Regions from separate parts of the Homo sapiens genome. Here region 2 is linked to region 1. A link is a loop called in an ENCODE intact Hi-C map of the cell type or tissue named here. Cell type or tissue: breast epithelium. All regions are shown on one strand.

Region 1 (4,000 bases):
TGTGTATACACACACGCATATACACACAGGAATATTATTCAACCTTAAAAAGGAAGTAGATCCTGCCATTTGCTACAAAACAAACCTAGCAGATATTATGCTAAGTGAAAAAAGACAGACACAGAAAGAAAAACATCACAGGCTCTCACTTATACATGGAATATTTAAAAAGAAAAGAGTTCAAATACACAGAGCACAAAACAGTAGCTACCATGGATGGGCAGGGGGCGGGAGAGGAAACAAAGAGATGCAGATCAAAGGATACAAAATACCAGATATGTAGGGTGAACAAGTTAGAGATAATACACAACATGAGGACTAAAGTTAATCAAATTGTATTATATTAGACATTTTAGTTAAATAACTAAATTTTGGTTGCTCTTGTCATGAAAAAGTAATTATGTGAGATGAGATATGTGAATCGGCTTCACTATACTACCCATCTTACTATCTCTCTCTCTCTCTCTCTCTCTCTCTCTATATATATATATATATATCTCATAACATTATGCTGTAAACCTCAAATATACATAACACATTTTTTTAAATTTAGGTTTGAAACAACATTTTACAATGGAAAATAGATGAAGCAATTAAGGACCTCTAAAGAATTCAGTTCAGATGTTATGCCTTTAAAATATAAATTGAATTAAATTATATCATTACTTGAGAAATGTGTATATTTCAATGAACATATTATTTAAAAACTGACCTAATTTACTAATAAAAGAACAAGAGGCTTTTCATCTCTCCTTTTCCAAAGAGGTTTTTTAAAAAATAGTTCTCAGTTTCGTGATTCAGTACTATAATACAGTTTTACAGTTTTACATTTCCTGCTTTATCTGTTGAAGCAAGATAACTCAGTAGCTATTGTCCAGGTAGACTTTCATTTCACCCAGACCACGGTTTTATACAAAGTAAATTTTCTAACTTCAGAGAACTTAACAACCACTCCTAATCAGAAACTCTTTAGGCAATGCCAAGAAAAATATCCAATGAAAGAAATTCTGTTTAAGTACAGTATGAACAACTCCTTACTAAATAGCTTTTCCCCCAACTCCAGTGCATAAAGTATGTTCCATACATATCTTTATATCACTATATATTTTGAAATTTAAAACTTTGATATAGTCCTAAATTCGTTGCTATTTTACTTTCCATTTGTTCAAATGTTTCACAACTTCTGTCTGTGGTACTACAAGCCCCTTCAAAAGACTTAAATTGTATTAAAATACTACTTTCAATTTAAAGAGCAAAATATCTGAAAAATTAAGGTCACAGTGTTAGAGAGTCTAATGGAGTATGGATTTCTGCTTGAAGTACTTCAACCAGAAACCTCAGCAATCTTAAATCTGTCTCTCCTGGATATAATAAGTTTTAAAGCTTTGAATGAATTTTCAGACTATGTTTCACATCTCTCATAACTTCAGAAGAAGATGCAGCAGAGAAGCAAAGAGAACAGTCTCTATAATAATGGAATTTTTATGCAGTACCAATAAGCTACAGAGCCTTTAAAACAAAAGATGAATAGGATCATTTTTAAAGGAGGAAAAATAAGCGTTAGAAGGTTTCTTTGTAAGAATTTGCTCATAGGTACAAAGTACTTTTCAAAAGATCAAGAAATAGTAGGTTCTTTGATTCAGGATGTCATAAATGTTACAGAATCACGATTAAATCAACTATTAGTTTTAAAATATAAGGGTTTTATTTCAATATTTCTACGATAAATGTGGCTAGTTCCACATGTCATTACGAAACCTAAGTCAATTTTCAGATAGGGCACTGACCAGGAAATACTGACAGACAAAAATCACATGGAACATGTACAAATCTGAAATAGGGAAACAACACAAAATACATTTCAAAAAAATTGCTTTTAAAATGTTTGTCATCTAAAACAGTGGTTCTCAACGGAAGTGATTTTGCCTCCCGGGGGATGGCTGGCAATGTCTGGGAACATCTTTCGTTGTCACAACTAGGGGAGTGCTACTGGTATCTAGAGGGTAAGAAACCAAGGATGCTGCAAAACATCCAAAATGCATATGGCTGCACCACAAGAAAGAATTACCCACTCCAAAATGTCAATAGGGCCAACGCTGAGAAATACTGACCTAAAAGAATGCCAAGCACGTGATCAAATATGCTTGGATGATGCAAAAATACTTGCTGAATGAATTAATGAATTTTAATAAATGAAAAGATTTAGTTTGCACTTTTTTTTTAAGACACTCTGTCACCCAGGCTGGAGTGCAGTGGCACGATCTCGGCTGCAACCTCTGCCTCCCCAGGCTCAAGAGATCCTCCCCACTTAGTCTCCTGAGTAGCTGAGACTACAGGTACACACCACCACACCCAGCTAATTATTGTATTTTTTTGTAGAAACGGGGTTTCGCCATGTTGCCCAGGCTGGTCTTGAACTCCTGGGCTCAAGCAATCCACACGCCTCAGCCTCCCAAAGTGCTGGGACTACAGACATGAGCCACTGCACCCGGCCTGGTTTTCACTTTTTATAGCTTCTTATTATCTCCATCAGTTTGATGCCGCCCAATGCAGACTCTGTTTTGTTCTCCAAATATGTATCTACTCATTCATTAGATTCCCCTAGGGTGACAAATATGACCAAAGAGATGAAAAATCACATGTCCATTAAGGATCTTGCCCTATGATATGGTTTTCCAAGGAATCTAAAAGAGGGACGCATATTCACCATTTAATTGTCACTTAAATCAGCAGGTGAAAACATTTCAAATGTCTTCAGTGATTAAGAGCTCAAAAATATATTTTTAACTATGGGAATTAAAACATTATTATTTTATTTGGCCACATTTGTTGATAAACCAACGTATTTCAAATTTACAAGTCAAAACCAAATAAGTAAAATTTAAATACTCTTTAGAAAATACTCATTGTGGTTCTGTAATTTGTAACAACATGGATGGAACTGGAGATTATGATGTTAAGTGAAATAAACCAGGCACAGAAAGACAAACATCACAGGTTCTCATTTATCTGTGGTATCTAAAAATCAAAACAACTGAACTCATAGATGTAGAAAGTAGAAGGATGGCTACCAGAGGGTGGGAAGGGTTGTTGGTGGTAGGGGGAAGATGGGACTGGTTAATGGGTACATTAAAAAAATGGAAGAATGAATAAGACCTACTATTTGATAGCACAACAGGGTGACTATAGTCAATAATAACTTAATTGTACATTTTAAAATAACTAAAAGTATAATTAGATTATCTGTAATACAAAGGATAAATACTTAAGGGGATGGATACCCCATTCTCCATGACATATTACACATTGCATGCATGTATCAAAATATCTCATGGACCCCATAAATGTATACCTACTATGTACTCACAAAAATTAAAAATATAAAAGAAAACACTCATTGTGTGAGAAATGCAACTAGAAAAGGTTAAAATGCCCATGTGATTTTTTAAATAGTAATTCACAATTGCCAGTTCAAAATAATACTAAATGATTTTTTTCCATTTTTTTATTATACTTTAAGTTCTGGGATATATGTGCAGAATGTGCAGGTTTGTTACATAGGTATACATGTGCCATGGTGGTTTGCTGCACCCATCAACCCGTCAACTACATTAGGTATTTCTCCTAATGCTATCCCTCCCATAGCCCCCCATCCCCCGACAGGCACGGGTGTGTGATGTTCCCCTTCCTGTGTCCATGTGTTCTCATTGTTCAACTCCCACTTATAAGACTCTGGCATTCCCAATTTAATCTAATATGAAAACTATCCCAAGTGGAAATTTTATATATATATATAAAATATGTATATATATATTTATAAAATTATATATATAATTATATATATGTAATACATGTATATATATTCCATATTTATCCTTAACTGTCATGTAGCTACAGATTGATTTTATTAACAAATACTTAGAAGAATAATGATTGTTTCTCTAAAGAAAATTATGAGTAAATTTTATTTTTTCTTTATAGCTTTTTAAATTTTTCAACT
Region 2 (4,000 bases), 160 kb after region 1:
GAGCACTTACTATGTGCTAAGACCTGTTAGAAGAGCGTGAGTAGATAATCTCATTTATCTCTCCCAGTAACCCTCATAACTATCATCAACCTCATTTTAAGATGAGGAACTGAAGCACAGAAAGGTTAAGAAACTTGCCCAAGATTACAGAGATTAAAAGTGGTAGAGGGTCAGGCGCAGTGGCTCACGCCAGTAATCCCAACACTTTGGAAGGCTGAGCGGGAGGATCGCTTGAGCCCAGGAGGGAGTTCGAGACCAGCCTGGGCAACTTAGCAGGTCCCTCTATCTGCAAAACACACACAAAAAAACAATTAGTCAAGTATGGTGGCATGCACCTGTACTCCCAGCTACTTAGGAGGCTGACATGGGGAGGATCACCTGAGCCCAGGCAGGTCGAGGCTGCAGTGTCATGACTGTACCACTGCACTCCAGCCTGGATGACAGTGAGACCCTGTCTCCAAAAAAAAAAAAAAAAAAAAAAAAAAAAAGGGGGTAGAGCCAGTGTGGCATTCACTGGCCTCTGTGACCAGGACCAGCCAGGGGTTCCTGATTAGGTCTCCCCAATTCCTCCATCTTCAGCTCCAGGCAGGAGGCACAGTTGGCTTGGGGCAGGGGGACTGTGGCCAGCCTGTGTCTCAGGAATGAAGTTAGACTGTTGTTTCGTCTCTATACTCTGTTTCTGTGTCCACATCACTATGCCTGGTACCCAGGGAGTCCTCAGCTCCGTCATTGGTGTGTAACAGACAATAAGTACATTTCCATAGGGGAGAGCACTGGGTTGTGCTCCTTTGTAGAGAGCCAGGAGGATTTCCACGACTAACAAAGGCTTTTTGTAGTTGACAACAATGATTGCAAACCTGTACGTTACATAACAATCTATAGTTATTTGTGTAACCCCCAGCAAACATTTCAAGGCAGGTGTTGTCACCACCTCTCCTTTAGAGCTCAGAAGAATTTAGAGGCCTAAGACCATGTGGCTCAAAGGGGGCAAAGTCCAGTGGCCAAGTCTGTGGACTCCCAGGCCGTGTTCTTCAAATTCCCACACTGCCTTCTAGAAGCTCATGATGTCACTGGAAAGGCGGACCCTGCTAAGGTCAAGGATTCCAAGACCAGCTTCTCCCCACCCTTGACTAGTCTGTGAGTAGTACTGAACCCAGAGAGAGAGCTCAACAAACAGGTTGTGAAGGTTGAGTAGTGTGTGTGATGGTGCAGGGTGCTCAGGAGCCCAACTCTAGCAAGCACCCACCCTCTTACCTGTCGGATGAATCGGTCAGATCCCAGATTCACCATCAGCGCCTGAGAAAAGGAGTCATTAGCAGAGTGGCTCAGGGCATGAGTCCCGCAATGCCCTCTGCCAGGCCTCCAGACCTCCCAGGTTCCCAGGGTCAGCTAACAGGAAGTACTCCAGCCGGGGATAGACCTCCCAGGGAGAAAGGATAAGAGCCTGGTAAAGAGGCCGAGGGGCCACAAGTAAGATCCCAGCACCTGCTTCCCCCTCCACCCTTCCCCCCAGCTGGTTCCCCCGGTGGCCCACCTCCTCCACAGGCAGCTCCTTCAGTTTGGGGAGGGAGCTGGAGAGCAGGCCAACCAGGAAGGGGGTGGGACAGCAGACGATGTCAATCATGGAGGCCGGGAGGACAGGAATGAAGGTGTGCTGCCAGGAGAAGGGGTAGAGCAAGGCCACCACCGCGTGGGAGCAGCTGGAGAGGGTACTGATGGGCAGACAGAGAGACAGAGTACCTGAGCCCAGGCCCAGGAACTTAGAGCTCGCTGGAGGCTCAGGACAGCCTTTGATCGTAAACCTCCCAGTGCAACAAAAATGCTAATGGGGTTCAGGGACCCTGCAGACTGGTAAAGTCCCCGCTTTCCCACTGCGTAGCGCCTCAAGGACAACAATGCTACTCTCTTAGGGAAATGTACCTGCAAACAGCCAGGAAGGTATGCAGCAACCCGCAGGACAGTCATCTGACAAAGATCTGGAAAAGGGCTGTCTCGGGTTTGGGGGGCACATCAGTGGGCCCGTGGCTGAGGAGGCAGTAGGTTTTGTAAACCCCTAGGGCCAGTGAATGCAGATCGTGGGTACCCTCTCCCACCCCACATCAGAACTAGGCAAGAGGGACAAAGAACTTGTGGAAAACCTAAAACATCAGCAACGGATCATGAGCTGGCTGGACCTACCCCTCCCCTCTCCAGCCAGAGGCAGACCCCAGGCAGAACAGGAAGGACATCTTTTCCAAGACCCCAGATTGGCAGAACTTGAATACCCGGCCAGGCCAAGAACAAGACCTTGGGATCGTCCCTCCCAGAATGGTCCTGGAATGTGCTCAGAGGCAGCTGCAACCACAGGAAACAATAGCTGTATTCACAGCCCCACGGGAGCTGGCCTGGGGGGGGGCAGGGTGGCAAAGAGGAAGCTCAGCCCTGAATTAGAGGGTAGAACCTTCAGGAAAAGAAACCTCATGGTCCAGGCTCTCTTAGGGGCCACTAAGGTCAGGCCAGGCCAGGGCACCAAAGCTGGGCAGTCAGGGGCTTTGTTGGCTGACAATGACCATGGCTGGTACACAGGAGGGGCCTCTTGGAACTGCTGTACCCAGCTCATTCCAGCTGTTGGGCTAGATTTCTTCACAAGGGCCTGATGGGCCCACAGAACACCTAGAAGTGTGAGACACAGAAGCATTGAGGCTGTGATGGGAACAAGTGAGGGGCAGTTTTCCTTTCTAAACCCTGGTGCTCTATGGAAAAGTCAGCAGCTCTGGTTTTTCTTCCTCCTTTCTTCTCCTGGGCTGAGGATGGGCCTGCGTTCCTGTCCCTCTGAAGGCAATCGGGAGTTCATTTCTCGGTTTCCTCTCAACTGCTTCCTCATACATACGGAAGGAAATACCCCAGGGATTCAGGACTTATTGGAGGACAAACCAGAACGGGGATTTTCCTTCACTGCCCTCCTGTGAGCACCTGACATTTAAGGTGGCTTAATCAATGTCCAAATGACCACTCTAGAGAAACCACTGCTTGGGATGGATTCTTTGACCAAAACAATATGTAACATGTTGCCAATAACCCATCCTGTTGTTGTAGGACTTACTAAGAAATTATTTTATGGAGAGAGGAAAAGTTTTTGTTTCCTTTTTTTAAAAAAATTTTTAAATTTTTATTTATTTATTTATTTTGAGACAGAGTGTCACTCCCAGGCTGGAGTGCAGTGGCACAATCTCCGCTCACTGCAACCTCCACCTCCTGGATTCAAGCAATTCTCCTGCCTCAGCCTCCTGAGTAGCTGGGACTACAGGCCCAGCTAATACAGGGTTTCACCATGTTGGCCAGGAGAGTCTCGATCTCTTGACCTTGTGATCTGCCCACCTCGGCCTCCCAAAGTGCTGGGATTACAGGCGTGAGCCACTGTACCTCATTTCCTTTAAAGCAGCTCAAAAATGTTTCTTGTCTGGAAAGAAAGCCCCGGCTCTTAGAGCCAGGCAGGCAACCTTTGATATGCAAATGAAGACCATTAGAAATTGGGTCCACCCAACATGGCAATTCCCACCGTTGTCCTCTTGCCCTTGCCCCTACAGGTGCCTAGCAGCATGGCTGCCCCGCATATTCCCACGTGTGTAGAACATCAGGCGCCCTACATTCGCATATTAAAAGGCTAGGATGGGAAGGCCAGCTTCCGGGGGGGGGGGGGGGAGGGGCTACATGAATGACATGCCTGGTCAAACCAATCCCCTAAGCCCTATGCAAATCAAACACCGCCTCCTCCAGCCTTCTTATCAAACTGGCTGGTATCCACAACACTTGGGGTTCCCTCTCTCGGCTTTGGAGCCTCTCTCCCTCTGTCTCTGTACTTTCTTCTTTCTGCCTTTCTCCTTCCCTTCTTGCCTATTAAACTCTCCGCTCCTTAAAACCACTCCACGTGTGTCGGTGTCGTTTTATCTAAACCAGCATAAGAACCAAAAACCCTAGTGTTCCTGCACTCATCGGAGCCGTATCACTTGTGCCTTGCCTG

What was found. A loop is a pair of places that touch in the nucleus more often than their neighbours do. Peaks named below come from ENCODE experiments on the same cell type or tissue, not always from the same donor. Only the 100,000 strongest peaks of a DNase experiment are listed, where the experiment ranks them.
Region 2: a loop joins it to region 1, with 18 times the contacts of the local background. A loop is called at or near these places in 1 of 110 quality-filtered maps.

What each region holds. Positions count from the first base shown.
Region 1 is chr11:8,540,517-8,544,516 of GRCh38, forward strand. All of the region lies in intron 1 of STK33 (serine/threonine kinase 33), which reads right to left. Among named protein-coding and RNA genes, the nearest start is that of STK33, 52 kb to the right of the region's middle. In breast epithelium, no CTCF peak of the experiment used is centred here; no DNase peak of the experiment used is centred here.
Region 2 is chr11:8,697,679-8,701,678 of GRCh38, forward strand. DENND2B (DENN domain containing 2B) reads right to left here. Exons shown (of 20, transcript NM_213618.2): 15 at 1,535-1,712; 16 at 1,255-1,296. Among named protein-coding and RNA genes, the nearest start is that of SNORA3B, 14 kb to the left of the region's middle. RefSeq lists enhancers at 504-1,291, 1,292-2,077 and a silencer at 1,284-1,578. In breast epithelium, no CTCF peak of the experiment used is centred here; DNase peaks (open chromatin) are centred at 1,660 and 2,353; H3K4me3 peaks cover 236 bases; H3K27ac peaks cover 3,358 bases.